4 separate regions of the Homo sapiens genome follow, and all the other regions are linked to region 4. A link is a loop called in an ENCODE intact Hi-C map of the cell type or tissue named here. Cell type or tissue: thyroid gland. All regions are shown on one strand. Region 1 holds the start of LOC107984325 (a long non-coding RNA gene). Region 2 overlaps IFTAP (intraflagellar transport associated protein). Region 3 overlaps LOC107984326 (a long non-coding RNA gene). Region 4 has its middle 4.3 kb from the start of RAG1.

Region 1 (8,000 bases), 110 kb after region 4:
TTCTGGTAGCATGGGACTCCGTGGGAAAACAGAGGAGGTGCCACAGACATTGTTTTGGGAAAAAAACCTCTGTTTTCCTCATGAAACCCCAGGAATTAAAAGCAGATACTTCCCTCTCAAAATCAAAGGCTCTGTTCTGTTTTGCCTTGTGTTATCTGGCCATTTTGAGTTTTGGGGGTATCAAATTACTTCACATTAGGAGAGAGCTTTGGTGTGTAATAATTAAGTAAGAAATACACTCTTTAAAAGATGGCTCTCCCTCCTTTTGGGGATCCAAAAATCCAGCATAAAAAGGCATCCTTAATTTTCCAGATCTGTCTTTACCTGTGGCTGTGCTTGCTTATTAGTCCCTAAAGATGCATGCCATCCCGGCCCTGTTCCTCCAAGGGCTCCACCCTGAAGCCAGTAATCCAGTTATGAAAGCGTCAAATAAAAATCTTACAAGTGCTGAATCTTCTGTCTGTGTCGCTGTGTATGTGTTTTGTGTGATGTCTATAAAAAGAGCTCCAATTAATTGGCTTAAAGAAAAAATAAGCACTGAAATATTTTTTAGTTCGTGTGACTTTAATATTTAAGCTGGTACATAACTAAAATCACTTACTGGCTGGGTGCGGTGGCTCATGCCTGTAATTCCAGCACTTGGGAGGCCTAGGTAGGTGGATTGCTTGAGGTCAGGAGTTCGAGACCAGCCTGGCCAACATGGTGAAACCCTGTCTCTACTAAAATACAAAAATTAGCTGGGCATGGTGGCGGGTGCTTGTGATCCCAGCTACTAGGGAGGCTGAAGCAGGAGAATTGCTTGAACCCAGGAGGTGGAGGTTGCAGTGAGTTGAGATCGTGCCACTGCGCTCCAGCCTGGGCGACAGCAAGACTCTGTCTCAAGAAACACAACAACAATTAAAAACACTTACTAACCAGGCTTTTCACCAAAAATAAAAGTTGCTAAGAGTTAAGAGTGCAACATGTATTTGAGATCATTAAACAGTTTTACATTCAAGGCATATAAAAACAGTGAAATGTGTTTTTTAGTAAAAGATTATAAGAAAGCATGGAAATCCAAATTTTGCCCAGGAATAAGGGATTATCTTACATTTAATAAGATAAAGCTAAATGTTTAAGTAAGTTGTGGAAAGATTGTAAAAATTAATCTTGCAAAAATGTGTAAACCTAACTAAATTCAAAAGCATATTACATGGTCTTTTCATAAATTGAGCATTGAAATAAAAGCACAACAAGGGTGTCTTAAGACACTAATCTGCCCGTTAGTAAAAGAGGTTATAAAGGGCTTGTAAAGATTTCACCTCATGGTCAAATTGGTTAAGATTAGATGGAATCATCTATAAGCTTCCATTTAAAGAAATTGGGATTGATATCAGTAAATTAATGCAAGGGTAAAATTTTGCTTAAACAGGATTTTCATGTAATAATAAAGGATAATAAAAATTTTTGCTTTTTGAGTCATCGTTTTGGCAAAATAAATAATTTATGGCAATTTGGAATTCTATTTCATAACATCAAGTGTTTTAAACCTCTAACATTTAACAGGCACCCAAAAATCAAACTTTAAGTTTCAAAATTGTCTTTCCTGATGCCTGGCTTTCTGGATGGTTCAGAGGGCCCCTGAAACATTCAGAAAAGAGGTGAACAGGATTATTTGACATGTTTTGTCACATGAAATTGCCAAAACGATGTCCAATCTTCTTTAAGTTATATTTTGATGAATAATACTAACATATGTTCCAAAATTGTATGGGATTTCTAAAATTTTAATGTCTAAATATATGCTATCAATAGTAATTAGGGGTAAAGTTATAAGCCATGGAGATAACTAAATTTCTTTGTCAGTCTTTTTTTTTTTTTTTTTTTTGAGATGGAGTCTCACACTGTTGCCTAGGCTGGAGTGCAGTATCGTGATCTTGGCTCACTGCAAGCTCCACTTCCCGTGTTCATGCCATTCTCCTGTCTCAGCCTCCTGAGTAGCTGAGACTACCGGCACCCACCACCATGCCTGGCTAATTTTTTGTATTTTTAGTAGAGACGGGGTTTCACCATGTTAGCCAGGATGGTCTCGATCTCCTGACCTCGTGATCAGCCTGCCTTGGCCTCCCAAAGTGCTGGGATTACAGGCATAAGCCACCATGCCCAGCCTGTCAGTCATGTTTTTAACTGTAACTATCCTGGAAATTTTGTCATTCAAAGACCATTTTGTCTTGCTTTGTTCCTTCTTAAAAGATAGGTTATAATCAAGCTATAAAACTTGAACAGGTGTTCTCAAATGTGAGTTTTTAATAGCCTTGAAGATTGTAACATTGGAATAGAGAAAGAATGTGTGGGACTCATGAAGAACTGAAATGTTCACGAATGTCAAGCAATACAAGAGTTAACTAAATGGACTGCACTCAGAAAGTTAAAGCAACCTTTTTGACTTTTACTTGGAATGTTGCTGATCCTTGTTTTGTTTTTCAGAGTTAAGAAAACTTATTTTAAACTATTTATGGCCTTTAATAATTGAGTAAGGTATACTCCTGCAAACAAAATTTGGAGCACGTTTGTTTCTGTCTGCCTGGTTCCTCTAGAAGTTGGAAACTGCCTGTGAGTACTCTTAACTTATGGAAATATAGTTGTTTGCATCAGTGCAATAAGATCCATTTTTCTTTTTCAACAGGACACAACTGGAAAAGCTAGTTATTTTACCAAGGCTTTGACCGAAAGGGTATGCTTCCCTTTAAGAGTCTATCTTTACTTCCAGTGCCGATAAAAGCCTCTTGGGGAGAACTGGCCTCATCCCTTGTCTACACAGTCCCCGCACAGGGTTCCTAATCTGTGGTCAGTAAAGAATGTCACTTTCTAACAGGTCCAGGAGCTCCAAGTTTATCTTGGGACTCACAGGATAAAAACTCATGGCTGGGCTTTAAGAGGTCTTATCTGAGATTCCTTTTGAAACAGAGTGCCATCAAAGCCAATCCAAAAGGCTTACATAGAAATAATTATTCTTACTGTACTTTATGCAAATAATCAGGCCAAATATAAAACTAAAGTTTATTCTACAAACAACACAATACTATCATAATTTGCTTTTACCAAAAATGGGGACTAGAGAGAGAAACTATGCTCTAAAGCTTATCATTATGCTCCAAAGCTTATCATACATTTGTCATTAAATCATAGTCTCATTAATTGTTTTTCAGCTTTTTGCCTACATTTTAGACTAACCCTGCTTATTCCTGTGAATCAAGTGGTGATCTCCTGCAGCTTGGAAGAAACAAAAAGGCATAGGTAATGTGAAAATCTAGATCAATATGCTAGTTCTGGGCAATTATCCTGTAAATTCTGCCAGGTAATGAGAGTGAATAGGGTGCCCATAACTCAGAGGTTTCTTTGTTTAGGGAAATAGAACCAAGGAACTTTATAGATCCCCAAAGGGAAATTCTATATCTTAGCAAGTAAAATTTTAGATGGAAATTATCTACTTACACCACACTTGCAGGAATTGCTCTACTCACTCTACTATTTGTAGTAGAGCTATACACAGTAGCACTGTTTTTTGTTTTGTTTTGTTTTGTTTTTTTGAGGCTCAGTTTCGCTCTTGTTGCCCAGGCTGGAGTGCAATGGCGGGATCTCGGCTCACTGCAACCTCCATCTCCCGGGTTGAAGCGATTCTCTCCTGCCACAGCCTCCCTGGTAGCTGGGATTATAGGCATGCGCCATCACACCCGGCTACTTTTTTATTTTTAGTAGAGACGGGGTTTTCCCATGTTGGTCAGGCTGGTCTCGAACTCCCAACCTCAGGTGATCCGCCCACCTCGGCCTCCTAAAGTGCTGGGATTACAGGCATGAGCCACCACGCCTGGCCGGTAGCACCTTTTAATTGAAATATTGGACGGAGAGTTTCCATTGCTGCAATATTTTTTGCTTAATTATTATCCTTATAGTAGGGATAATAGCTGCCAACAAAAGGGAAGCATGAAAGTTTTACTATCACTGAGTTTGCTAGAACTTCTTATTGGGTTTGGTAATATGTCACATCCTGGTTATGCAAAGGTTATAAAGGAAAGAGATTTTCTGTGGAAGTCATGAAAGGATTGATAATTGCAGGAAAAATGTAGCCAAGGTTAACACTAAAGTTATTCTAGCCACCCAATCCAATGCCACTTTTCCTAAAAGGAATGTTACTTTTATATGAATGTTTCTGATTATGTACAGCGACATCTAGTGGAGGCAAACTGGTATTACAATCCATTGGTGTAACTAACAGGTATCAAACTCTACTGTCATAGTTATGGTCTATAGGCCCTCCATTAACAGTGGTAATCTCGATACTCATATTCTAATCCTATATTTTAAACCTCCTTGTAAAATTTATCTCTTTTCACCTAGAAGCAATCAAACCCCAAATGGTGCTGCAGACAGAGCCACACATGGACACACCATTCTTCTGAGAACACTTAGATTGACCTCAAGAGGAGGCCCAACCACTGTCCTCCAACAAGATGCCCCTTTTTAGCAGGAAGTAGCCAGAAAGAATCGTCATCCAATACCCCCTAACGGCAGTTAAGTTTATGTCTGTAGAGGGGGGAAATAATACAGGAGTTATTAAGAAATTATTTTTAGAGGTTCCGAGATGGCTGAATAGGAACAGCTACAGTCTACAGCTCCCAGCGTGAGCGACACAGAAAATGGGTGATTTCTGCATTTCCAACTGAGGTATTGGGTTCATCTCACTGGGGCTTGTCGGACAGTGGGTGCAGCCCACAGAGTGTGAGCTGAAGCAGGGTGGGACATTGCCTCACCCGGGAAGTGCAAAGGGTTGGGGAATTCCCTTTCCTAGCCAAGGGAAGCCATGACAGACAGTACCTGGAAAATTGGGACACTTCCACCTTAATACTGGGCTTTTCCAATGGTCTTAGCAGATGGCACACCAGGAGATTATATCCCATGCGTGGCTTGGAGGGTCCCACGTCCATGGAGCCTCCCCCACTGCAAGCACAGCTAACAGAGATCGAACTGCAAGGTGGAAGTGAGGTGGGGGGAGGGGCATCCACCATTGCTGAGGCTTGAGTAAGTAAACAAAGCCTCTGGGAAGCTTGAACTGGGTGGAGCCCACTGCAGCTCAAGGAGGCCTGGTGTGCCTCTGTAGACTCCACCTCTGCGGGCAGGGCATAGCTGAACAAAAGGCAGCAGAAACTTCTGCAGACTTAAACGTCCCTGTCTGACAGCTTTGAAGAGAGTAGTGGTTCTCCCAGCATGGAGTTTGATATCTGAGAACGGACAGACCGCCTCCTCAAGTTGGTCCCTGACCCTTGAGTAGCCTAACTGGGAAACACCTCCCAGTAGGGGGCCGACTGACATCTCATACAGCCGGGTGCCCCTCTGAGATGAAGCTTCCAGAGGAACGATCAGGCAGCAACATTTGCCGTTCTGCAATATTTACTGTTCTGCCACCTCCACTGGTGATACCCAGGCAAAACTGGACTTCCAGCAAATTCCAACAGACCTGCAGCTGAGGGTTCTGACTGTTAGAAGGAAAACTAATAAACAGAAAGGACATCCACACCAAAACCCCATCTGTACATCACCATCATCAAAGACCAAAGGTAGATAAAAACACAAAGATGGGGAGAAACCAGAGCAGAAAAGCGGAAAATTCTAAAAATCAGAGAGTCTCTCTCTCCTCCTCCAAAGGAATGCAGCTCCTCGCCAGCAACAGAACAAAGTTGGATAGAGAATGACTTTGACGAGTTAAGAGAAGAAGGCTTCAGATAATCGGTAATAACAAACTTCTCCAAGCTAAAGAAGGGTGTTCAAACCCATCGTAAAGAAGCTAAAAACCTTGAAAAAAGATTAGACGAATGGCTAACTAGAATAAACAGCATAGAGAAGGCCTTAAATGACCTGATGGAGCTAAAAACCATGGCACGAGAACTACATGACACATGCACAAGCTTCAGTAGCTGATTCAATCAAGTGGAAGAAAAGGTATCAGTGACTGAAGATCAAATGAATGAAATGAAGTGAGAAGAGAAGTTTAGAGAAAAAAGAGTAAAAAGAAATGAACAAAGTCTCGAAGAAATATGGGACTATGTCAAAAGACCAAATCTACGTCTGATTGGTGTACCTGAAAATGACGGGGAGAATGGAACCAAGCTGGAAAACACTCTTCAGGATATTATCCAGGAGAACTTCCCCAGCCTAGCAAGGCAGGCCAACATTCAAATTCAGGACATACAGAAAACGCCACAGAGATACTCCTCAAGAAGAGCAACTCCAAGACACATAATTGTCAGATTCACCAAAGTTGAAATGAAGGAAAAAATGTTAAGGGCAGCCAGAGAGAAAGGTGGGGTTACCCACAAAGGGAAGCCCATCAGACTAACAGCGGATCTTTCAGCAGAAACTATACAAGCCAGAAGAGAGTGGGGGCCAATACTCAACATTCTTAAAGAAAAGAATTTTCAACCCAGAATTTCATATCCAGCCAAACTAAGCTTCATAAGTCAAGGAGAAATACAATCCTTTACAGACCAGCAAATGCTGACAGATTTTGTCACCAACAGGCCTGCCTTACAAGAGCTCCTGAAGGAAGCACTCAACATGGAAAGGAACAACTGGTACCAGCCACTGCAAAAACATGCCAAATTGTAAAGACCATTGATTCTAGGAAGAAACTGCATCAACTAATGAGCAAAATAACCAGCTAACATCATAATGACAGGATCAAATTCACACATAACAATATTAACCTTACATGTAAATGGGTTAAATGCTCCAATTAAAAGACACAGACTGGCAAATTGGATAAAGAATCAAGACCCATCAGTGTGCTGTATTCAGGAGACCCATCTCACGTGAAGAGACACACATAGGCTTAAACTAAAGGGATGGAGGAAGATCTACCAAGCAAATGGAAAACAAAAAAGAGCAGGGGTTGCAATCCTAGTCTCTGATAAAACAGACTTTAAACCAACAAAGATCAAAAGAGACAAAGAAGGCCATTACATAATGGTAAAGGGATCAATTCAACAAGAAGAGCTAACTATCCTAAATATATATGCACCCATTACAGGAGCACCCAGATTCATAAAGCAAGTCCTTGGAGACCTACAAAGAGACTTAGACTCCCACACAATAATAATGGGAGACTTTAACACCCCCACTGTCAACATTAGACAGATCAACGAGACAGAAAGTTAACAAGGATATCCAGGACTTGAACTCAGCTCTACACCAAGCGGACCCAATGGACAGCTACAGAACTCTCCACCACAAATCAACAGAATATACATTCTTTTCAGCACCACATCGTACTTTTTCCAAAATTGACCACATAGTTGGTAGTAAAGCACTCCTCAGCAAATGTGAAAGAACAGAAATTATAAAAAACTGTCTCTCAGACCACAGTGCAATCAAACTAGAACTCAGGATTAAGAAACTCACTCAAAACCACTCAACTACATGGAAACTGAACAACCTGCTCCTGAATGACTACAGGGTACATAACGAAATGAAGGCAGAAATAAAGATGTTCTTTGAAACCAATGAGAACAAACACACAACATACCAGAATCGCTGGGACACATTTTTTTTTTTTTTTTTTTTTTTTTTTTTTTTGAGACGGAGTCTCGCTCTGTCGCCCAGGCCAGACTGCGGACTGCAGTGGCGCAATCTCGGCTCACTGCAAGCTCCGCTTCCCCGGGTTCACGCCATTCTCCTGCCTCAGCCTCCCGAGTAGCTGGGACTACAGGCGCCCGCCACCGCGCCCGGCTAATTTTTTGTATTTTTAGTAGAGACGGGGTTTCACCTTGTTAGCCAGGATGGTCTCGATCTCCTGACCTCATGATCCACCCGCCTCGGCCTCCCAAAGTGCTGGGATTACAGGCATGAGCCACCGCGCCCGGCCTGGGACACATTTAAAGCAGTGTGTAGAGGGAAATTTATAGCACTAAATGCCCACAAGAGAAAGCAGGAAAGATCTAAAACTGACACCCTAACACCACAATTAA
Region 2 (8,000 bases), 58 kb after region 4:
ATTTTTATCATTTTATTATTTTTAACTTACAGATGAGGAAACCAAGGCATAAAGTTAGGTAGCTTGCTATTGTGGACTGAATTGTGTGCCTCCCAAATTTACATGTTGGAGCCCTAACCCCCAACGTGGACTGTATTTGGAGATAAGGCCTTTAAAGAGATAATTAGGGTTAAATGAGGTCATAAGGGTGGGCCCCAACCCAGTATGACTGGTGTCCTTATAAGAAGAGATGGAGTTAGACTATGGTCCTAATCAGATTTCAAAGCCCACACCCTGAACCACTTTGTTCTCTGCCTTCCGTAGGGCATCGGGCAGTTCTTCTCAAGACCTGGGGTCACTGGTGTGTAGATAATATATGCCAACAGGAATGGATGTGCTACCTCAAAATACACTTACCCTGTCTTCTCTAGAGTATCATCAGCTCCATACAGCTGGTGTCTTGTGGGTTTTCACCACTATTACACTAGTGTCTAAAGCAGTGCCTGGTGGGGCAGAATGTGTAGATGCTTAAATATTGGTTGAATAAATGCAGTGAAAAGAAAAGAAGAGAATACAGAATGACAGGCTGGCAGACAGGAGGGCCTTAGGTACAAGCCTGAGGAACACCCACATTTAGTGGATGGCACAGAAGGGAGAGCCTGAGAAGGAGGCTGTGTAATGATGCTCAAGTTTGGATTTTGATATACTATGTAATTGGGAACCATAGTAGAATTTTAAAACAAACAAACAAAACCCATTAATACACATTGCTCGTGATTTTGAAAGGTAGAGCAAAGAAGAAGTAGAGAAACATCTGGAGTCAGGGAGACTAGCTGAGGGCTAAGGAGAAGTACGTTGCTGGAGGTCTGGACTAGGGTAGTTGGGGAGAAAATGGAAAGCAAAAGGGCCTAGGAGACGCTGCCAGTGAAGGAATGACTGACAGCACTTAGTAACAGGGTACTGGCAGAGGATTAAGGAGAAGAAAGAGTCAAGGAAGAGTCACAGGTATTTTGCCTGGGAGATACTGAGGCCCACAGAGGCCAAGTGACTTCTTCAAAGTTACACAGTTCTCATTTCAGGAGTCTTTTAATTTTTTTTTTCTTTATTGAGCGTTCGTTCTGTCAAGAGCTTAGAATCTTGGGTTGGGATTTGGTTTACATTTCTGGACTGATAAATTTTGAGTTGTCATTTCAGCCAAAAGAATATCACTACTCATACTTGACAGCTTCTAAAAAATGTAATTAAAAATGAAACCGGTGACAGCACATAAAACAACACATTTCCGAAGTTGACGTATCATCTTGGTCCCCAAAGCTATTTTGAATTTGAATATTAGCAATGCATCTTTAAATTTCCATGAGGGTGCAAAGAGAGGCTTTTCCCAATCTGAAGAATGAATTTAAAATCTGCTGTAGAAAAATACCAGAGAGAAAAATATAGAAAGCAGCTGTCCCTCTTACCAATTTCAGAGCAGGAAAGGAATTTCAGTAGAGCATAAAAACAGCTTTCTCTCATAAAAGAAAACACAACAAGAAAAATAATCCTTGCTGTGTAGCCTTTTGCAGTTATTTTCTGTCATGTGTTAGATAGAGACCAGAGGGCTTAACATTGTTTTGATACCCTTGCATCTGGCAGATTGCCTGTCAGAGGAAGTTGGAAACGAACTGACCAGCTTTATGCTTCCAGGTGGCACTGAAGCCACATTTTCAGTGCCGTTGTTATCAGTCATTTAATTCCCTACTGAATATTGAGTGGTGTTTTTAGTTCACAGGCCATTTGCAGTGCCTTTCTGTTTCCTTTTTAACGTTAGCCACATTAAGAAAAAAAAGGCAACTCGGGAAGCGCTTTTGCAAATGTGAATTTAACAGTAAAGAGAAGATAATTGAAAATATCATGGCAAATAGCAATAAACTTACTTTAACTGAAGACATAGGCCATGGGGATAATGTTACCTTGAGAGAAATTTGCAGAAGACGTCATATAAGGACTTGCTAATAAAAGTAACTAGGCAATTAAAAAAATTAATTAATCTTGCATCCCAAGGGAGCGAGTAAGGAAGCGGTGTTATTTTAAAGCTTTTTATTGATGTGTTTTTTAGTATTGCCAAAAAGAATAAAAGTGTAAGAAAAAATGTTGATAGTTTTATATTGAACATAAATTCAGTAACTATGTGTATGTAATCTCTTTATCACAACATAACATCAAACATCACATAGAACACTGAAGGAAAAAAATATTGAATGAAGTGAACTAATTTATAGCAGAGTCCTGTGGAGGAAACAGCATCAGCAGCATTAACCTGTTTTTTCTCTTTGGGGGAACATCTGCAAGCTGTAATTAAGCAATTTTCATTTGTTTCCCTATTTCTTTTGTCATCACTAAATCACTACACTTAGGGAACAAATTGACAAATTATGAAACACACAAAAATTGCTGGTTCAATTGCAGAAGGAAATTTCCCCTTTCAAATTATGACAGATTTTGAGCTGATCAAGCCATTTTGTTTTAGATATATTAGCATAAACCTTCAGCTGAAGTTGTTATAATTCATATTCATTTCAACATGAATATTTGGTTCATAGATAATCATTTGTTTTTTGTGACTGCTGGAGTTTACATGTAATTGGATAAGGAAAGAAAATGTATTTAAATGTGCATGACATTTTGAATTATAATCATTAAATTTATTTTTGGCAGTGTTTTTAATGCACAGTATTTTGTTCCAATAATTACCTTTTCTAATATGCGTTCTCAGTGAAGACATGGGAATTAAAAATATGTATTTTTCATACACATAAAAGAATCATTTTCTTTGATTCTTTGAAAAGAATGAAATTGTTTGATTTACTTGAAAAGATACACATCTTTTCAATTTATTTATATTTGATATATTTTATGTATACATATAAATTAGAGAGTTGAACTTTTGTAGACAAATGGGATTTTAAACTTTTACAGAATGAAAGAGAACTACTAATAGTTAAATAAACTTTTAAGGTGGTCATTATCAATCTTTAAATAGCCAATTTAAACAATATTAAGTGGGTGCATATTTGTTTTATATGCATTTCTCTTTAACTTGAGACATTATTTTTATTCGTTGTTGCTAAGTGTATCATTACTTGAAGGGAAAGGGTAAATTGTTCCACTCAAAACTGAGGTGGTCATAAGACAGTGTCCTTTGATTCAATTGAATGGGCATGTTTCAGATCTGAATGGTTTTAGCAAAATGTTCTTTTAGCCGTGAAACAATAATATTTTCTTTGAAATGGTCAGCTAAACCCAAAGGGATACAAACAGGAAACTTTATTTTAACCAAACTCTTATATGAAAATCAAACCACAATCTGTCTAGTATATGATTTTTAGTGTCTTTTTTTTCCTTAATTTGGATTCGTTCCAGAGGAGGTACATTTAAGTGACGCCCATCAGCTTACTCTTCTTGCAGTTCATTGCATCCTTAGCACAGAGAGGAATCATTATATCATTTTCATGTGTTTTCCAGACTTAATTTGCCTTTTGCATTCAATTTTGTTGTATATGAACTACTGTTTAGAAGATTGGGGTTGTAGGGAGTCATCTGAGTGTTGAGTTTAGTCCCTAATTATAGTGTCAATCCAGGTCTTCTTGCTAATGTTGAGGTCATTTCAGTATTGATGATTCCTTCTGTGTTTTAAGCATTGAGCTAGAATCTGGGAATACTCAGATGAACAAAACAGGGTCCCTACCCTAGAAGAATTCATCAGCTGATATGTCATTCCTATTGCAATCTGCTTATAAAGGATGGTGTGATTCCCAAATGCTCTAAATGTGTGAAGGCAGAATAGCAATCTATATGTTTATAGATTGTATAGTTAGAGGTTGATTTGGCAAGGCAATATTAACTATTTGCATAGTATTGATGAACATCATATCCAGAATATTGCCATTGGTTTTGGGGTCTCAGTTTTAGATTGAATAAACAGCCTATGAGTTAATAAAATAACAATAAGAATGATTAGAACAGTGGATTTTCAGACTTTTTCCTTCTTATTTTACTTTAAGCTCTTGTTCTATTTTTTATTTTTTTTTTTGTGAAGGCTCTCCTGGAGTTTCCTGATAAAATGAGAGAATGTGAAAGACATATATAATTTAAGTCTCCTCTTGAACTGCTCTAATCCAACATGCCAATGTTTGAGTCCTATATTCTTACAAATGTGTTCAGCAGATGTTATTCTACTTTAGAAAGTTTGAAAACTTCTTCTAAGAAGTATTTACTTTTTAAAAAAGAGGGAAAAATTACTCCTCCTAACTTTCTCCAGTGTAGGTGAGTTAAAGAGGTTGCCTTAAGTAAATGCAACTTTTTGTGGTAGGCAATAGGACATGATCTTACGGTGAAGGAAAATCTTTTAGGTTGCAGATATTTAGTTTTATAAATAATTTACTATGTTGCTTTTATAGTTCTCATTTTGTTACGGGCAGGGCCAGTGTAATGGGAAGGGACACTTCAATCCTTGGATTCAGAAGACCTGGGTACTAGTCCAGGCATATACTAATTTCTTAAGACCACAGGCCTGTCACTTACTCTCTGAATCTGTAAATCAGGGCTAATTCTGCCTGTTTGGTATGTCTCAAATGGTTGTGGTGAGAATCAGATGAAATACACATGAAAGTATTTGGTAAATTTTAAAGACTTACTCATGTGTAAAGTTTTATGATTGGGGTTCTATTTCTCTGATACGAAAGAGAAAAACATCAAGGTTAAATATGAAAGGAATCTTGAATGTAAATATAAAAAATGTAAAATATTGTCTACAGTGTTAGTTGTTTATACCCCATTTCTTGAAGTAGTTAAAACCAACTATGTATAGTACATATTGTATTGTGTACATGTACGTGGTATATTGTATGGTGTAAGAGTACAATTCAGGGAATGATCCTACACTGGCCTCTGGTGGATGGATGCAATACTATGTCTCCACACAATCATCAGGCAAATGTATTTACATGCTTTGACCAAAGATGAAGTATCAGATTCTTCTTTTTAATTATCATTGTTAGATTTTACTTCATGGAATCTTTACTTGGGAATTTTACCTTATGTACAAATCACCTGGAAGGTACTTATTAAAAAGTAGATTCCTAGGGATCTTGCCCCAAGATTCAGTAGTTCTACTAGTGTGCAGATCAGAAACTTTGACTTTCAGACCAGCTTTGAGAAAATACTCTAAATGAAATCTGGGAGGAGTTTAGGGAGATAAATGAATTTTTCAACACTTTTTGTCCATTTTTGTATATATTATATTTTTTTATGAATAAGGTCTGTAGCTTTCATGAAATTGTGATACTCCCCCCCCCACTCAAAGCATAAGAACAATTATTTTACTTTAAATATGACATTTTTGTTGAATGTCACCATTGTATATTATTTAAAAGGCATTTTGACAGTGAAAAAGGATGATGGGTTATAGGAATAATTTTACTGTGATCTTGCTGATCGCTAATACAGAGGCTAGGATATTATAGCTTACAGAATTTTAGGGTGGGCTTTAGTTTGGCACATGTTCTGTCCCAAGTCTGAAGGATTGTAGTGCATGTGTCATAGGTCAAAGCTACTCCATCACAGGGAAATGTCCTTGCTACTTCTGTCTATTGCTGCCAGAACTGTGTTCTCTGTGAGTGTTTTGCCATTAGCAAGTACACAGACAAGAGACTAGGGAGACCACACAGGCTGTGGAGGCATCTCATTGCCTGTACTTTCAGGAAATGCCCCTCCAATCATTTCGCTGTTTCTGGTAACTTTTCTGTTGTATATTTCGTACACGAAGGTACTTGGTAGTTTTAAAGACTTACGCAAGAGTAGAATTTTATGATTAGGGTAATTATTTGTGATTTAAAAGAGGGACATCAAAGTTAAATATTAAGAGAATCTTGACCTACAATAGAAAAAAATGTAAAATTATATATATGTGTGTATATATATGTGTGTATATATATATTTTTTTCCTCCTTCTTCATTATTTCCAGGAAAACCACTTTAAAAAGGAAGAAGATGCATGTAGGTATTCTCCCTAGATTGAGGATTAGAAACTTCGTTGGAAGAAATGCTTTTTTGCCTCTTCAAATAAAAGTATAGTTTTTAGTTTTTTTGTTCATAGTACAAAAATTAGAAAATACTCAGAGGTACCAGCACCCACACACCCATGCACACACTCACACCCACACACCCACAGTAAAACAATAACATACTCTTTCTATAGCAGTAGAATTTTTATCTACTCTATGGCCAGCCAAAATAAAGATTACATCCTAGTCTTCCTTGAAGCTGGGTATAGTCATTTGACTAAGTTTGTGTCAATGAGATGTGAGGGGCACTGGTATGTGCAACTTCTGGGTCATATCCTTAAGACACGTGCACTATTTCTTTTTATCCTTTTCCTCCTGGCTGGAAATTGGGAATCATTACAACAACTCCTTTAGACCCAGACATGGAGGCCATGTGCTTACGATGACAGAAAACTCCAGCAGCCTGAATCCCTGGGTCATTTCATGGAACAAAGCCTACCCACCTTTCCTAAACTGTTACATGAGAGAGAAATCAAATTCTTGTTTGAGCTGCTCCATTTTTTGTGCTTCCTTGATATGGTAGCTGAAATCAGCCTTAGCTAATTACAGAGAAGTGAGGTGTGTGCTTTCTTTTTCCTTTTCTTCATCCTATTGCTTGGAACAAGGGTGTGGGGGGGTGTCATCCTGGACCATGTGGAGAAGGTTGGTGCTGTAGTCATGGCAGAGCAGAAAGATAGAAGCCTGGGTCAGATGACTTTGTGGAGCAAGGTCATATTATCCTTGGATTATCTATATCTCTTACTGTTGCATGAGCGAGAAATAAACTTCCACTTTGTTTAAGCTGTTGTTACTTTAGGTGTCTTTTTATGTAGGCAAACTTATATGCAGTTAACTAATAAAGTCAGAGTCTATTGTCCTATAGATAAACCATGGTTGTATACATCCTTTCTGAAATTTTTTATGTTTATTAATATGTATATATGTATTCAGTTATTAGTTAAGAACATGGAAGTTGGAGACAACCAAGATTTGAATCTAAACTCTGTTACTTTCTAACTAGGTGGTCTTGGGAAACTTACTTAACATTTCTGAGCTTCAGTTTTATCATGTGTAAAATAGATATAATAACTTCTACTTCATTAAGTTGTTATTAGGATTAAATAAAAAATATATAAAATGCACATAAATATGTTTATTTATATTTATATTACCTGAATTATTTTAAAGGCTCAACCTAATATTTTCATTCATTTATATATTCAGCAAATTTATTATAATTATTTTATGAAAGTGGGCTTATGCTACACATAGTTTCTGTAACTTGCTTTTTTCCCCTCACCACTCTACAGATAAGAAGTAACTTGCTTTTTCATGTAACATTATATTATGAACACCTCATAGCAATAAATATCATTTACCAGTGTTTTGATGACTTCCTGGTATTCACTTGTATGGATATTTGTTTAGCCATTCTCTTTTTGTGGGACATTTGAATTATTTCTAATTTTTGGCTATTACAAATGATGCTACATTGCACGCCCTCATTCATTTGGTAAATGTTTGTTGAATATCTACTATGTGCTAAATGTTACTCACAGAAGTGAACAAAAGACACAAAGATCATTGCCTTCAGAGAAATTGTATTCTAGAAGGGGGAAACTGAAATTTGTATTCTAGAAAGGGGGAAAACAACCAGAGCACAGTATAGGGAATCATGAGTGCTGGCAGGAGGATTTAGGGTTGCAATTTTATATAGTATGATCTGGGAAGGTAAAATTTGAATAAAGTTGGAATGAGGTGAGTCTGCAGATATTTGAGGCCCAGGGAACAGCGAGTGCAAAGGCCAGGTCATAGCAGCACCTGCCCAGCTGAGGACCAGCAAGGAGGCCGGTGTGGCTGGAGTTGCATGAGCAACGGTGAAAGGAGTGTGGAAGCTGAGGTTAGAGGGCATGGAGGTAGGGAAAGATCGGGCATGGA
Region 3 (8,000 bases), 190 kb after region 4:
AGCTCCCTGGTTCCTTGTTCTCTCTTTGCATTTTGGATTCCTCCAATCTCTCTGGCTCTTTAATATGACACTCCCTTTACTCTTACCTGATTACCCTGTTCCAGCCCACAGTGAGGCCTGACCACACTACTAGAAATAATAACAGCCATTTATTTAACAAATGTTTACTATGATCCAGGCGTTATACTTTATATATCATATGTCATTTAATCCTCACAAGTGCCTAACGGGATAATGACTTATTATTTGCTGATGAAGAAGCTGAAGCACTCAGACACCAACTTGCTTAAGGCCACACAGTGAGTAAATGGCAAAATTCAGGGCTTTCTGACTTCAGAGCCCATATGCTTGACCATTATATGATACTGTTTATGAGCTCACACTGAGCTGTTTGGTCTTGATCCATGGCTAGACTCTGATCTCTGAGAAAGTTATGAATGACCCTCCAAACCATGATACAGTCCCCCTTGTGCTGGTAAGTAATGCATCTACTCAGAGCTGACACATCTCCTTTTGTCGGCATGCGGAAGCCACTCTGGACAGCTCACAAACTGTAACCCCCCCTAGATTCTGTGCCTGTGCTAGAAATGCATCTGCTCAAACAACAGGCATCCCTGGCTTCCCAGCCCTCCTAAGCAGAAATTCAGTACTTAACAGCCTCTTCTAATCATACAGTGTGTCCAAGGACATCCTAAGTCATTATTATTGTGCTTTCCAGCAAATCTAATTAAATTCTTGTCTAATTGTTGCCTGTCAGTGCTTCAGTGTTCTCCTTCAGGAAGCCAATCAAGGGACTTTTGCACAATCACCTTTGGAAGTGAATTTCAGTTCTTACCAACTTTGGTAGCAAATTCCTCCTTATATCTAGTTCAGATTACTCTGGACTTTTAGGGCCAATTTTTCCTCATGTTACTTTGCTACAAAAAGGAATGCTACTGATCTTCACCTCCTTTTCATCCTTTATGGAGATAAAGATCTCAGCTTGCTTTCCTTTGCCAAATTTTTAAAATAAGAAATCTTTTTTTTTTTGCTTAATCTTTTATTTTAGAGTTGTGTATTGATTTTCTATGACTGCCATAACAAATTATTACAAACTCAGTGGCTCAAAATTTAGGTCAGGCATGGTTTCTTATGCCTGTAATACTAGTACTTTGGGAGGCTAAGGTGGGAGGATGGCTTGAGCCCAGGAGTTCGAGGCCAGTTTGGGTATTAAAGTGAGACCCTATCTCTTAAAAAAAAAATAGCCAGGCACAGGGGTATAGCTTCAGCTACTTGGTAGGCTGAGGTGGGAGGATCGCTTGAGCCCAAGAGTTTGAGGTTGCAGAGAGCTATGATCGCATCACTGCACTCCAGCCTAGGTGACAAAGCGAGACCATTTCAATTGGGGTTTGAGGTGATGATTCGAAATCTACTCCTGAAATAATGAAAGGTTGCATTTTATAAAATGTTCTCATTTTCAAGGTATTTCCAGTTTTCCCTACCTATGGTAGCAAAATATAGTGCTTAAGAAGCTTGGGTTTTTAACCCAGTTGGACCTGGTTTCAAATGGTGTTTCCACTACAAACTTACTGTGTAACTTAGGGCAAGTGGATTAGCTCCACTGAGACTCAGTTTCCTAATCTATAAAATGGTATTGATAATAACACTTGCCTACATTGATAAGGCATGTTTTGGTTTTGCACAAAACCAAAAAATTGAAATCAAATTATTTGAGCAATAAAGTCCAGGAGCCATAGTAGCGTAAGGCAGTGCTTGGTCTGGGATCTTGAGCCCGTTTTCTCATTCTTTACTTCTGTGCTCTGTGTCCTCATTAATGGCTCTCAACTTGGAAGGATATCTTCTGATGTGCCCAAAGTGTCTGCTGGCACATAATGGGGCCATGTGCTCCATGTTCAAGCTCTGCAGGAATGAAAGAGATGATCTCAACATTCATGGTGAATTACTGAGGTTTCTTCTGACTGTACTGCTGAGGTCTTGTCGGCCCAATCAGAGAACCAACCAGTCACTGTGGTGAGGAACAGAGGGTGTGTAAACTGATTAAGCCAATCAAGATCCACCCCTGGAACTGGGGTTGAGGTCATTGCCACAAAACCACATGAGGGCAAATGGCAATGAGGGGTTGCTTTTCATAGGGAAATTTAGAGCATTATCAGGAGAGAGGGGGAATGGATGCTGGGTAGCAAATAGCAGCAGGTGTGTCCAGTTGGCTCCTTCTCATGAGATAATGAATATAAAGTATTTATTACAATCCTTGGCATGTAAGAAATGCCCAGTAAATATTAGCTTATTTACTTATTATTTTTCTACCTCTTAAGTGCGTGTGTACTCTTAGAGTTGTGTTTTGGTTTTCTATGACTTCCATAACAAATGACTACAAACACACACTATATATGTGTGTGTGTGTGTGTGTGTATACACATACACTTAAGAGGTAGAAAAATAATAAGTAAATAAGCTAATTTTCTTCTACCTAAGTGTGTGTAGAAATAAATACAATAAATAAATTATTAAATAAAATAAGCTAATATTAGTGTTTTACCTCTTAAGTGTGTGTGCACACACACACACACACACATATATACATATACACACACCTAAGAAGTAGAAAATACACATTCCCACAAATGATATGTGTACATGTAGAAAAAGTAGAAAGTACAGATAAATAGAGCAAGCACCTTTTATTGCTTTTATTGACAGCATTCCTCTTGTGGGAAGAGGGCTCAGGACAGCCTTTTTGCTGATAGGAAACTGAGACCCTTAGTGGAAAGAAGACTTGCCAAAGTTCACTTAGTGGAAGGATGGAAGCCAGACCCTAGGCCCCTTGGCCCCCAGCCCAGCTGTCTTTTTCTCTTGATTGCCTTGCTTTCATTAGCTGTGCTGCCTTTTCCAGGTGCCTTTCTGGAGCTGGACTTGGCAGCTAAACTGACAATGATGTATGTCCCTAGGAGTCCCCAGGAAGGGGACTTTGGAGCCACTATAAACACGCGGGGTAAGGACAGCAGCTACATCTGGAAGCCTGCAGAAGCTTCCATTCCAGGAAGTGCTGTCTGCTACGCTGTCCCTGTGTGTACCCCTTTTGCTGTCATAGTCTGCTTCAAACCTGTCAAAACATGAAAAACTGCCTATTAGGAGGCCGCTTCCAGCTGTTCTGTTCTATGCTCACTTTATAGCAATTTCCTCCCACTTTCTCCAAATGTTTCCATTAGGGAGGGAAGGGTCCCCAATGTAAGATTGCTCCCTGATGTTAGCAGGACACAAAATAGCCAAATGTATGTCAGAAAGCTGAAATCAGTTATTGCTGACAACAGTAATAGTGGTGTCTGGAATATGACCTAGTTTATTGCTCAGCACCTGGTCTTAGTTGATAAATTTTTTTTGAGAGACCAACTGGTCATGTAGGCATCCAAAGCAAAAAACAGCAGTGTGGTTATGGTAGGTACAAGTTGAGAGAGAGATAGAGAGAGAGAGAGAGAGGGAGAAGGTGACAGGAGAGAGCACAGATATGCTGATTTATTACCGGTAACAATTGCTACCATTCATTAAGTGTCAGGCACTGGGATATGTGTTTTAAACACATGTTCTTGAACCTTTACAACAACCATACAAAATAAATATCTTTATCCCCGTTCCAGTGATTAGAAAACTAGGGCCCAGAGAGGCTAAGCAACTCACCCAAGGTCACACAGCTACTAAATGAAGAAGCCCAATTCGGACCCAATTCTGTCTGATTCTAGAGCTCTTTATACATTATGCTACTTCTTGTTTATCATATTCAGCTGGTGTCTTCTGGGTCACTTTCCCATGAAAGTACTACTAAAATGATTTCACACACACACTAACCAGTCATAGGCCTTGCTTCTCATTGGGATTAGTTTTGAGTAATGGAGGGTTCCTGTAATGGGAGTCTGGAGATGCTGAGGGGAAGGGCACGCATGCATGCTTGTGTGTGAATATTAATTGTGTCTTTCGTAGTTGCAGCCTAGATCTGTAAAAATGTTTTATTAACTGTGGTCCTATGTCTCTGCTGGCAACCCACCGTAATCCCGAGGCAACAGGCTAGAAAGTGACGAATGAGAATAATTTCTTGATCGATGGGGCTGTTCTTTGTGGATTTAAAAGGACCTTGTTAAAATGACAGAGGCTCATTTTCACACTGTATCTTCAATGTCTAGATAGAAAAACCCTAAAAAAATGAAACGTTCAAGATCCTTGGAGGATGGCCTCTAGAGCCAGTTTCTTTTCTGCCCCAGCACTCTAAGCCAGGCTGAGCCAGCAAAGCTCAAATCCTCAGCTGCTCACAAAATCCACTGGTGCCCGATGTAGTTCTGGACAGTTGTTCTGAAATGCCTCACCTGCCCTTTCCTTTTGCTGTCACGCATTGCTTGCAAATGTCTCCATCTCTGCTAAATAACCGTTTAGTGTTTAAACTCCTGGCATGTGCCTAGCATTGTCTCTCTCTCCTTTTGCTAATAGCTGCACTCAGTGTTGGGCCCTCTAGGGAAGTGGACAATGTAGCAATGTGCATGGAAGTTAAGACCCATCTTTGAAATTAATTTGAGGCACTGATCAAGACTTTATGCCTTAACATTTGTTTTTCTTTTCATCAGGCATCATGCCCAAATTTTTATTCTTAGCCATTTATTTATTTTAACTTTGAACAGCTTTAATATTTGGAGAAACTTACAATATTTACATAATCCTGAGAGGGCTGACACCTAAGAGACTCAGCCATGATGCTTTTGAGAACTCCCTAAGCACACAGCTTCTTGGGAATTGGATTTATTTTATCTTATTTTTTTATTTATTTTATTTTATTATTATTATACTTTAAGTTTTAGGGTACATGGGCACAATGTGCAGGTTAGTTACATACGTATACATGTGCCATGCTGGTGTGCTGCACCCATTAACTCATCACTTACATTAGGTATATCTCCTAATGCTATCCCTCCCCCCTCCCCCCACCCCACACCAGACCCCAGAGTGTGATGTTCCCCTTCCTGTGTCCATGTGTTCTCATTGTTCAATTCCCACCTATGAGTGAGAACATGCGGTGTTTGGTTTTTTGTCCTTGCAATAGTTTACTGAGAATGATGATCAGGTGTCTGGGACTGGGAAAAGGCACAAACAGGCATCAGGAGAGGAAGTAGAGGAAAAAGACAACAAAAGAGACAAATATCCATTTCTCAATTTTGCAGCGAGGTAACCCTTTCCCCAGCCAACAGTTAGAGGAAAGTTCCTGACCTAAGGATCCTGTGACACAGACCCTGAGCGACTATATGGCAAATGCTGCTTTTGACAGGCAAGGCCAATGCTTCTTCACAAAGAGGTTGCACAGTTCCATCCCTGTCAGAGTAGCATCTGGAAAATGCCAACGACAGCATCCTATATATCCTCTTCCTTCTAGCTGGATGGATCCCAGAGCTAGGTGCTCACACAGGCTGGACTAGCAACTTGGTGCAACGGGAAGGAAATAATCTTTTTGACGGAGTATGAGAGGATCAAATGAAGTGAAGGATGAGACACGTTGCTGAGTCCAGGTAGAGTGGGCTCCTTTGTGAGTAACTAAGGCTCCTTGCTGCCACAAGAAGTCAGACTCTGGGCAGCCCTCCAAACCCTGGTAAGGACTTTGATCTTTATCCTAAGGAAAACAGGAAGCCATGTAAGTGTTTGGATTAGAAGATTTTGGGGAGAGTGACATACATTCAAATCCACTCAGAATATCTTACAGGGATGGTGAGGCCTCAGTGCTGCCCGCGTTTTCTATACCCCATTGGTTAGTTTTGGTTGATGCGGGTATTTGTTCTGATAGAAAAGAAGAACAGATGCAGTTTTTAGGAGGCAGGAATCAGAGACAGAGAAGTAATGCTTTATATCAGTGCTTCCCAACACTTTTAACATCATTTAACATAGCACACATAATGATGATTACAATCCTATAGCATATTGGGGAAATGAAGAAGATTGCTCAGAGCCTAAGTAAGGGGCTCAACATCTGGGACACCTGGAAGCCCTTTGTAGCACAAAAGATGCCCTGATACTCTGGTTTAGAGGGCAGCAGGTAGATTTTAACCCTTTCACTGCTGCTCCCTTCTTTGGACTGCACCTCTCTTACCTGCCTTCATGGTCTCAATCCATCTCTCCACAGTCTCCTTGCTGCCTCCACGAGTGTGTCCATTCTAAACACAACGTGCTGCTTTTGATTTGCCAAGTGTCTGATGGGCTGTTGACGGAAGAGACAGGCTGAAGCCAGCCTTTCATCAATGTTGGTTGTAGAAGCTGAATTATGTCTCTGCCACATCTTTGACACCTCTCTGTTCTGCAACTCCTATTGGTGGGGAATTCCCTGTTTATGAGAGACCCATGGTTCAGCCATCTTTCAATTAAACTTATTAAGAAAACAGGCCTTTGCGTTCCACTTGAGGGAAAGGGCATCTGAATCTGGAGAGGCATTCGAGGCACGAGGAAACAGTTGGTTTGAATAAGGTCACAGATTAATTAGAATTGGGCTTCATTAAAGCTGCATGAGCACCTGGACAACTTTGCCAAGACAGGGGATCATCTGGGTATCTTTGAACAGTCCCTTTCTCTTCTGGGCACTTGTTCTCTGGTTTGGGCCTTGATTCCAGCTGCTGTGAGAGACTCCTGTGCCTGAACGTGTTTCCAAGTCAATTATGCAGGCTTCTCTGAGGCTGCTTAGTTTGGTTAGAGCGCTATTCTAATGAAGTCAAGGTCTGAAGTTTGCTCTCTGCATGGGCTTTAGTTTCAGTCTGCTCTGCAACCCTGATTACCTGTTTCCTAATATGAGGAGAGAACACACTGCTTAGGGAAGGAGTGGGTATAGGAATTGGGAGCATCTTGTTCCAGCCTTCTCACATTTCTTCCTGTTGAGGCAGGCATGGATCCAGGTACCACTTAAATTACAGAGGTGTTCAGCTAGTGCATCCCTGCAGGGTCCTGGGGGCTAGAACCTTGTGAATGAATTTGACTCTGATGAGAGCGCCAACAAGGCATGCCATGAAGTGGCCAAGCTCTTCTTTCTCTTCATCAAATCCCCTTTTCCACCTGCCTCCACTTGGAAAGTTAGTTGATAAACTAATTTATACTAATCTGCAATAACCAATAGTAACTAAACATGTGCCCTGTATTGATGAGTCAATGCATTGTTTCTAAATCAGTGATTTTCAAACCATTATGGAAGTGTGTTTAGGGTTGTGTGGGAGACTGACCATCCCAGTGTACGTGGAACTGGTGTTTTCCAGAGTATAGAACACACAGTGCTAAATCCTGGAAAGCCCTGGGCAAACCAGCATGAGGTGGTTAATCTAGGGATTTTAGGAGGGATGACTCTGCGTGTGTGTGTGTGTGTGTGTGTGTGTGTGTGTGTGGCAGGGTGAATAAGGTGAGGATGGCAGTACCCAGTGGTGGCTGAGAATGGGGTGCCTGCCTCTACTTCAGCCACAGAGGCAACATGTTTTATATATTTTATATTTTAAAGTTGGATGAAATTTTCATTGAAAAGCATTGGCAAAGCTGTTCTCTCAAAGAATTAAAGTCAAAAGGAATCTATCAGGAACCAGAGCAAGGGAGATGTCCAGGTGTAGAGAATTCCTGAAGTCCGCTTTTCACCAAGAAGACACCTGCTACTCTGCCAACATGAAAAGCAGGGTTTAGCTGTTGTCACAGCAGAGAAAGGAGGGCTTATCCTTGTATGGAGACTAAGAGGGAAGGGACTGTTTTGAGAGCACAATAATATTTGACATTATAATTTGTGCTTTTCCCTGTATTTTCTTCTTTCATTTCCTCATTGAAGCAAGAGTCCAGGCACTAAGTTTCCTTCCCTCAGGAGAGTTTGCATCAAGGTGCAAGGTGGAAGCAGAGGTTGCCTACAAAACACTTTTCTTCCTGGCTTAGGGAAGTGTCATCTAATCAGAGCTCAATGGTAGGAAGTAGAGGGAAGGAAGTAGGGGATGAAAGACTGAAGTTGTTATAACAGC
Region 4 (8,000 bases):
TTTATTCAATTTATATAATTCTTCACCTCCAAGATTTCTGTTTTTTAATGGTATCTGTCTCTTTGTTGAATTTCTCACTAAGATCTTGAATTGTTTTTCTGATTTTGTTAAATTGTCTATCTGTATTTGCTTGTATCTTGCTGAGTTTTCTTATACTCATTGTTTTGAATTCCTTTTCAGGCATTTCATAGATTTTCTTCTTTAGGGTCTGTTACAGGAGAATTCCTTTGGAGGTGTTATGTTTCCCTGCTTTTTCACGTTTCTTGTGTTCCTTTATTAGCATCTGTGCATCTGCTGGAGCAGTTGCCTCTTCCAATTTTACAGACTAGCTTTTGTAGAGAAAGACTTTTTCGTGTGAGTCTGTCCTATAGTGTCGATTGGGTAAAGTGGTTTGGATTTGGTTACCGGTGGCTGCAGTAGTGTAGTATCAATGTGATTTCTTTGGCTGTAATCAATATCAATGGTGTTTGTAGAGACAGTGATGTGGCTTTGCTGGGGTTGGGGAATGATAGGTGGACTGGTTCTCAGGCCCTGGTAGGGTATGTGTTGGGCATGGTAGCTCTGCTGGTCATCAGTACAGTATTGCCAGTGGTGGCAAGCATTGGGTGATCAGTCCTTGGGTAATGGGGGCATGCATGGCAGTGCCCCTGGTCTTAGGGGAGGTTTATTTCCTATTCTACACTACCTGTTTCTTGGGGTGCAGGGCACTGTGTGGGCTTAGGTTCAGGGTTTGCAGCTGAACCACTGAATCTAGATGGAGTCTTGGATTCCTGGCTTTGTAGTCTTTTGTCTGGTGGAATGATGGCAGGGCTCCAGGTATGTGGATATGCCAGGACACTGGCTTCCAGAACAGAATTCACTTTATTGGTGGCTCTGCTCTCAGCATGATGCAGTTCCATAGTAGCTTGGGTCCTGGGGAGGGAAGAACCCAGCATGATTTCCTACTCTGGAGCAATGGAGCTGTGTGGACTCCAGGCAGCTTTTGTATACTGGGCTTAGGGACTGTGAGGACCGTGGGGACTGTGGGGGTCTTTTGTACCTAGGATTTCAGGCATCTGCAGTGGTAATGAGGACTGCTAGGGATCTCCTGACTACCTTTCCCCCTTTTCCCCACTATAGGGAATCCCTCTTGGCTCTGAGCTGATCTTGACTGGGTGCTTCATTTCCTTCTCTATACTGCCATCTTGAATCTCCATGATTCAGAGGGTTTCGTCACTTCCTTGCTGAATTCTAGTGTTCCGCGTTAGACGCTGTACTCAAAGTGTAGTTATTTGTTTGTTGTTTTGTCCTTCTTTGTGGAGGAGGTGAGCTTTGACACTTCTAGGCAGCCATCTTGTTGACAACATCTTCCATGTACCTTCCTTAGGCACAATTATACTGTCTCCATCCTGCCATACTCAGGTACTTATGGTGTTGCCCAATGTCTGGATTAAACTGGAAGCTGGAGGTTGAGGGTACTCTGGTGATGCAGTCCAAATGGCTCATTCACTTGGAGCACAATGTGGGGCTGAGGAAGGAAAAGATGGATTTTCTTGGGGCTTCTTTACACCTTCCTTTCCACACTGTACAAGGTACCTGGTTCTCCAGGCCTTGTAGGCAGATGGGTGAGCATGGTCTCCTACAACTTCCTTTTCCCTGGAATTCCACAGAGGGAACTGAGGATGAGGTGAGGTCTTTGGATGACCTACTCTTCAGCCTTTGATGCAAATTTCATCACTCTTGATTCACAATCTCGTTAGCTCTTTCTGCCCTACCAATTACTCCAGATTTGTTTATTAATTTTTTTTTGTGTCAATATGGCTGGATCACAGAGTGCTGAGATATTTGGCTAAACATTATTCCTCGGTGTGTCTGTTAGTGTTTTTCTGAATGATATTAACATTTAAACTATTCGACTGAGTAAAGCCCTCCCCTATGAGGTGGGCATCATGCAATTCATGGAAGAACCAAATAGAACAAAAAGGAGGAGGAAGGGTAAATTTTTTTCTCTTTCTACCTGATTGCTGAAGCTGGAGCTGGGAAATTATTATTTTCCTAGCCTTGGACTAAGACTTGTTCTTGCTCTTCAGACTTTTGGATTGGTACTGAAACTATAACACTGACTTTCCTTAGTCTCTAGCTTGTGGATGGCAGAGTGTGATAGCCTCCATAATTGTGTGAGCCAATTCCTCATCTCTCTCTATTTTATTGGCTCCGTTTTTCTGAAGACCCCTGACTATACAGCAGTGTCTAATGTGTCTAAGGTAATATTTTAAGCAGAGAGAATGGCCAATGTCAGCGTATCCGGACATTTTGAGGACCAGCAAGGAGGCTACTGTGGCTGCGGGTAAGTGGGAGAAAAGATGGAAAAGGCAGGGAAAGTCATGTTCCCTGTTGGCCCTTGAGAGGCCTTTGGCTTTTATTCTAACCATGATGGGGAACCATAGGAACCATAGGAGGGTTTTGATTAGAGAAGTAAAGTGATTTGACTTATAGTTTTAACAAGATTAGAATTTGTTGACTGATTGGGCATGAGGATTTAGAGGAAGAGATAAATGAAAGATAATTCTAAGAGTTTGCCTTGAAGTGTAGAGTTGCCATTAAGCAAGCTGAGAAAGACTGTAAGAGGAGTGGATTTTGGAGGAGGATTGTGAGTTCTTGAGATAACATTGTATTTAACGGTGTGCAAAGCATCTCAAATGTTTTAACTCACTTAATTCTGCCAAGAACATTACCAGCTTCATATTATTATTCTCAACTTCAAATGAGAAAATGGAGTCAGAGAGGTTATGAAATGTGCCCCAAATCACACAGGTTGCAAGAGGTGGGGCTAGAATTTAAAGCAATGTTACGGCACTCCAACACCTGGGTTTTTAACCAGTACCCCACACCACAGCTCAACATTAGATGGATAATAATGGCCATGATAACCATACTCACTCATTAAGAATGAAGCCCAATGAGTATCTTCCAATTTGACCTCTTCTTCTTCCTCCTTGGGTGGGTGGATGAAGGAAATGCCCAAGATAAGGGACCTGATCTCCACTGTGCTAGTTGGCTTGGGCTACCATAACAAAATGCCATGGACTGGGTAGCTTAAACATAAGAAAATATATATTTTCATGGTATGGAGGCTTGAAGTAGAAGATCAAAGTTTGATTTATTGATTTATACCAGTGGTTTTCCTGGTTCTCCAACTTGAAGCCAGCAGATTGTGGGACTTCTCAATCTCCATAATTGTGTGATCCAATTCCCATAAGGCAGGTGTGATTTCTCGGGAGGCTTCTGTCCTTGGCTTCCAGACAACTGCCTTCTTACTGTGTCTTCACCTGGTCATTCATTTGTACACACACACTTCTGGTGTCTCTGTGTGTATGTCCAAATCTCCTTTTCTTATAAGGATACCAGTAAGATTGGATTAGAACCCACTCTAATGACCCCATCTTAACTTAATCAACCCATTTAAGGCTTGTGATGGTTAATCTTATGTGTCAGCTTGACTGGGCGAAGGGATACCCATATAGCTACTAAAACGATTCTGGGTATGTCTGTGTTCATACTTCTGGAAGAGATTAGCATTTAAGTCAGTAGACTGAGTAAAGAAGATCCACCCTCACCAATGTGGATGGGCATCACCTAATGTGTTTAAGGCCCAGATAGAACAAAGAAGTGGAGGAAGGGCTAATTTGCTCTCTCTAAGCTGGGATGTCCATCTTCTCCTGCCCTCAGACATCCGTGTTCCTGGATCTCAGGACTTCGGGCTTGGACTGAATTACACTACGGATTTTCCTGGTTCTCCAGCTTGAAGACAGCAGATTGTGGGACTTCTTGACCTCCATAATTGTGTGAGCCAATTCCTGTAATAATCTCTCTCTCTCATAGCAGATTTTTTTACAAAAATAATCAGAAAATGATGCTCCTTTTCCATCTCTCTCCAGAAGCACTAACTGTTCATAAGTTGAAAGTGAATATAGTTTTTAATTAAAATTTATGAAAAATTTAGCAATTGTTCTCATTATATATAAAACAAAGCCACATAGTTATTATAGTTTAAACATAATTAAATTAAATTAAAGCTAAAGCTCCTTTGTCTTAAAAACTAACCCTTTCTTATCCTCAAAAAAATATTGTGAAATTTGAGAGCCCTCACTGAGGCAAACTGGGCAGTTGCCTAGTTTGGCTTTTTGTAAAGACATTTATTGGTATCCTGCAATTAGGCATTCAGGCCATTATGTTTACTGTAGAGTTGAGAAAGCTTATTCCCCAAACCTGTATATTAGCTCTGAGAAATTTAGGTCATGTTCCTCCTATGTCAATGTTTGAACTCAATCTGTGATCTTATGGAGGTAAGTAGGATGAGGAGGCAAAACAATGCCTTACTATTTTGTAAGGTTTGGAAATGGAACAGATGTCTCCTGATTAGAAAGGATATTTAGCAATCTTATACACCGGCCTTTACTCTCAGCTCTTCAAATTTTCTCATGAAGACATGGTCCTCATATCTTCTCTTGTTTGAGGAATAAGGAGAAGGCATTTATTACACATTTTCTGGGACTGGTCAGGATTAGCAAGACAATGAGAATGGAGTTCTGTGTTGTCTCTTGACCTTTGTGGAAGACTGGAGTTAATGAAGTGTGGGGTCTTGTGCAAATTACTTTGACCTTTTAAGCTTTTGGCTCTGTTTCCTAGTCTATAGGAATTATGGGGGATTTCTACAAAGGTAAGTGATGGTGGAAGAGGGGGTAGGGAGAATAGAGATTGGGATAAGGGGAAGAGGGAAGAGAAGAGAAGCAAATACATGATTTCTTCTTAGCCAGTTCATGGATTCAACAACTTCTGAGACTTTTTCTCATGGCTTTTTCTGATAGTCAAGAATATAGGCTTTTCTTTGCCCACACGGTGGCACTAGCTGCTTAGAAAACAGTGTAGCTAAAATCAGAAAGCCCGCAGCAGATCTCCTGAAAGCATGGAGAGTGAGCTGCAGCCGACGTTTAGAGCAATTAATAACACATTAGAAATTTTACTAACAGGGGTAATTCACATTGAGTTAATTAGAAAACAATTTTAAGACAGAGAAAGTGGGGGAGAAATGAGCGTGTGGAGACGCTGTCTCTCCGCCGCCAGTGCAGGGTGGCGAGTTTGCATGCTCACCCAGGGCTCCGATCTAGCGACGACCTGTTAAGGTTCTGCTCCATTGCCAGCTTGAGTTTCTTTACCGTCTAAGATGCATCTTGGATGGGTTAGGGAGGGATGTTCCCTTTTCAGTGTAGTGGAAAGAACGTTGTCCTGGGAGCTGGGAGATCGGATTTGTAATGCTATTTCTGCTACTAATTCCCTTCTGTGACATTGAACAGGAACACTTTGCCCTTCAGGAATAAATAAATAAAACACATGCGTTGGGGCAAGTAACCTCTAAGTTCCCTTCTAGTTCTGGCTTTCAAATTGGTGATGTTAGAAGACAAGAGTTTTGCTAGTTAGAGATGTATAGATACATGCTTATGTATGTAATCTCAATGTCCGTAAACAGCATCTGCTGAATTATGATAAGAGCTCAAAATGCAGCGTTCACACACTCAGACCATGGCTGCAGGAGTAGATTTTGATTGTTATCAGCAATTGGAACTCATTGCTGTCTGGGAAGAGATTGAATTTGAAAAGGTCTCTTAAAAGGGCCTTTGGGAGCCAAGGGGAATAAGTGTAGGCAACCTGCTCAGGGGGGTTGGGGCTTGGATGGAGAGGCAGGTGAAAGCAGGGATGCAGGGAGCACATTGCCTGGAGGAGCAGGGCCAGTGAAGGGCCTGTCGGCACTTCAAGGACTAACCACAGCTAATCACTAGTCTGGGAGGTCTGCGCTCAAGGCTGGAGCTTGGCATCAAGTTGTCCAGGCTCTAGTTCACCCTTTTCGTTCTTTGTCTCTTGCAACAATTGGCCAATACATGTCAGCAGTGTTTTATTTTTAATTTGCTTGGAACAACATGGATCCTAGGCAGCTCTGTCTTTGCTATTTCATGATGCAAGTTAAGGTTTGCTTGTCATGTGGAAAAGATTTGAAATAAAGACAGTGGATAAAATGTTAGTGTCCAGAGGGACAATGGGCCATTATTTAACTTGTTTTTTCCAGGTGATCCAAGGGAGGTCTTACTTCTCAATAGGAGACAAGTGACTTGATTTCAACACGGATGGGAGAAATTGGGAGGTGAAATTGGGAGAAACATGGAAATACTGGTGATGTATACAAATCCAGACTTTTATCAAACAGAGCAATTAGAAAACTGTATCTTCATAGGCACCCAATATTTTGTTATGTCTCATTTAAAATTCATTAAGTACTTTATTTGTAAATATTGTGATTTTTCCTAATTATAAAAGTATACATGACTGATGAAAAATTGAGCAATACAGAAATCTATGTTAAATATGATTTGAAGAGAGAGAGAGAGAGAGAGAAAGCTCCTCCCTTATCTGGTCTGAACCTCACACCTTCACCATTCTTTGATGAGTCCATTTGACCAGCTTACTTTTCCAAGAAAAATTGAAAAGGATTCCATTTATAAATTATTGACCTCAGAGAAATTTTCTAACTCTGCTTTGGAGGTTATGGGCAACCAACCAACTCTGTTCACCGTAGACTCTCGGTGCTAAACCAAGGAAAGTCCAAAACAAACCAGTGCATTTTGTCACTTTAGTTTTACATAACTTCCAAGTGAACCTACAGAACTGAAGCCTGATCCTTGAACTTGCTGCTTTGTTCTAATACTGTGGGATATTATTATTTTGCTCTTTCCTTCAAGGGGAAGCATGAACATCTGGCCTTTTCTTTTTCTTCCTGTAAGTCCATTGGAGATGCAAGATTTTAAGGAGCAGGAGGATGGGGGGGGAAGGACACCCTCTTGCATGTAAGTCATGTTATGACTCCTCTCTACTTGACCTCATTGTGTAAGGAGGGCTCAGGGCCACCTGTTGAACATGAACACTGTCTTCAGGAAATTCTTAGCTCTCACCTGCCTTTCTCGCCATGTTGCCTCAAATATGACCCTCAGGTAAAGGCTGCATCTCCTTGGGGAAAAACACACTGAAGCTCCTAGAAGCCACAGACCAGTTTCTCCTCTCTCCCAGTGTTACTGCAGTGGCTTCTGCCTTGTCTTTAGTGAGCAGCTGTGGCCCCAGGGCTGTTGTGTGGTTAAGTAGGTCCAAATGCGAAAGAGTGGGAGATGTAAGAGGAGCGTCGAATGAGGGCAGCACAGAACAGTGAAATCCTTGCACCTGCCTCCTTGACAGTTTTTGCTGAGAATCAGACAAGCAAGGAATCTCTCACTTATTAGCTGAACACAGAAAGACTTTGGGGATAAAGCTGGTCTGAGAATTATAAAGGGGTTTTGAAACAGAGACAGAGGTGTGTATACACCTATTCATTCTTGAATTATCCTTAGACTATTACTACAAAGTGGCTTTCATTATTCTCCTTTCATGGTATAATGGAGTGATTAGGAACATGAGCTTTGGAATTCCACCCCACCTTCACTAAGTAGTGGCTGTGTGACCATGGGCAAGTCACTCCATTGCTCTGAACTTCTGTTGCTTCTTTTTAGACATAATATTATCAAATGCGTATGACTGTTGTGAAAATTAAATGACACATAAAACACTTACAAGCCTAGCCCATTGCTCTCAATAATGGGGACTAATATTATTAATCTTAGGTTGCAGGTGATGAGATTGAAGTTCCTAAAGTTTAAGTAATGAATCAAAGGCCTGAGTCAAGATTTAAATCCAGGTCTGTTGATGTCCATACTCGAGTAATGTTTAAACTTACAGTAGTTACAAGGAGCATCAACCTTCCTCAGCAAGATTTGACCAGGTTGAAAGGTTCTGAGATTGTTTGGATAACATTTCAAGATAATAATAAAAAAATTCCATAGTGTTGTTAATATCTGATGAACATCTACAAAGAGGCAGACATCGTTTCAAGTATTTTCCTATAATAACTGTCATTGTATAACATTATTGACTCTTTGAGGTAT

The links. A loop is a pair of places that touch in the nucleus more often than their neighbours do. Peaks named below come from ENCODE experiments on the same cell type or tissue, not always from the same donor. Only the 100,000 strongest peaks of a DNase experiment are listed, where the experiment ranks them.
Region 1: a loop joins it to region 4, with 5 times the contacts of the local background. A loop is called at or near these places in 97 of 110 quality-filtered maps.
Region 2: it touches region 4 in a loop (3-fold over the local background); 54 of 110 quality-filtered maps call a loop at or near these places.
Region 3: a loop joins it to region 4, with 5 times the contacts of the local background. A loop is called at or near these places in 80 of 110 quality-filtered maps.

Annotation. Positions count from the first base shown.
Region 1 is chr11:36,668,810-36,676,809 of GRCh38, forward strand. It overlaps LOC107984325 (a long non-coding RNA gene), which reads left to right and starts at 2,080. Exons shown (of 3, transcript XR_001748186.1): 1 at 2,080-2,713; 2 at 3,189-3,276; 3 at 4,378-4,653. In thyroid gland, a CTCF peak has its summit at 4,214 (motif pointing left); a DNase peak (open chromatin) is centred at 4,212.
Region 2 is chr11:36,618,051-36,626,050 of GRCh38, forward strand. The region is part of intron 2 of IFTAP (intraflagellar transport associated protein); the gene reads left to right. Among named protein-coding and RNA genes, the nearest start is that of RAG2, 24 kb to the left of the region's middle. In thyroid gland, a CTCF peak has its summit at 4,916 (motif pointing left); DNase peaks (open chromatin) are centred at 1,631 and 4,901; H3K27ac peaks cover 7,693 bases.
Region 3 is chr11:36,748,534-36,756,533 of GRCh38, forward strand. All of the region lies in intron 3 of LOC107984326 (a long non-coding RNA gene), which reads left to right. Among named protein-coding and RNA genes, the nearest start is that of RAG2, 150 kb to the left of the region's middle. RefSeq lists an enhancer at 1,791-2,361. In thyroid gland, no CTCF peak of the experiment used is centred here; no DNase peak of the experiment used is centred here.
Region 4 is chr11:36,559,677-36,567,676 of GRCh38, forward strand. It overlaps a transcript of RAG1 not described here. Among named protein-coding and RNA genes, the nearest start is that of RAG1, 4.3 kb to the right of the region's middle. In thyroid gland, a CTCF peak has its summit at 4,871 (motif pointing right); a DNase peak (open chromatin) is centred at 4,905; H3K4me3 peaks cover 443 bases; H3K27ac peaks cover 1,276 bases.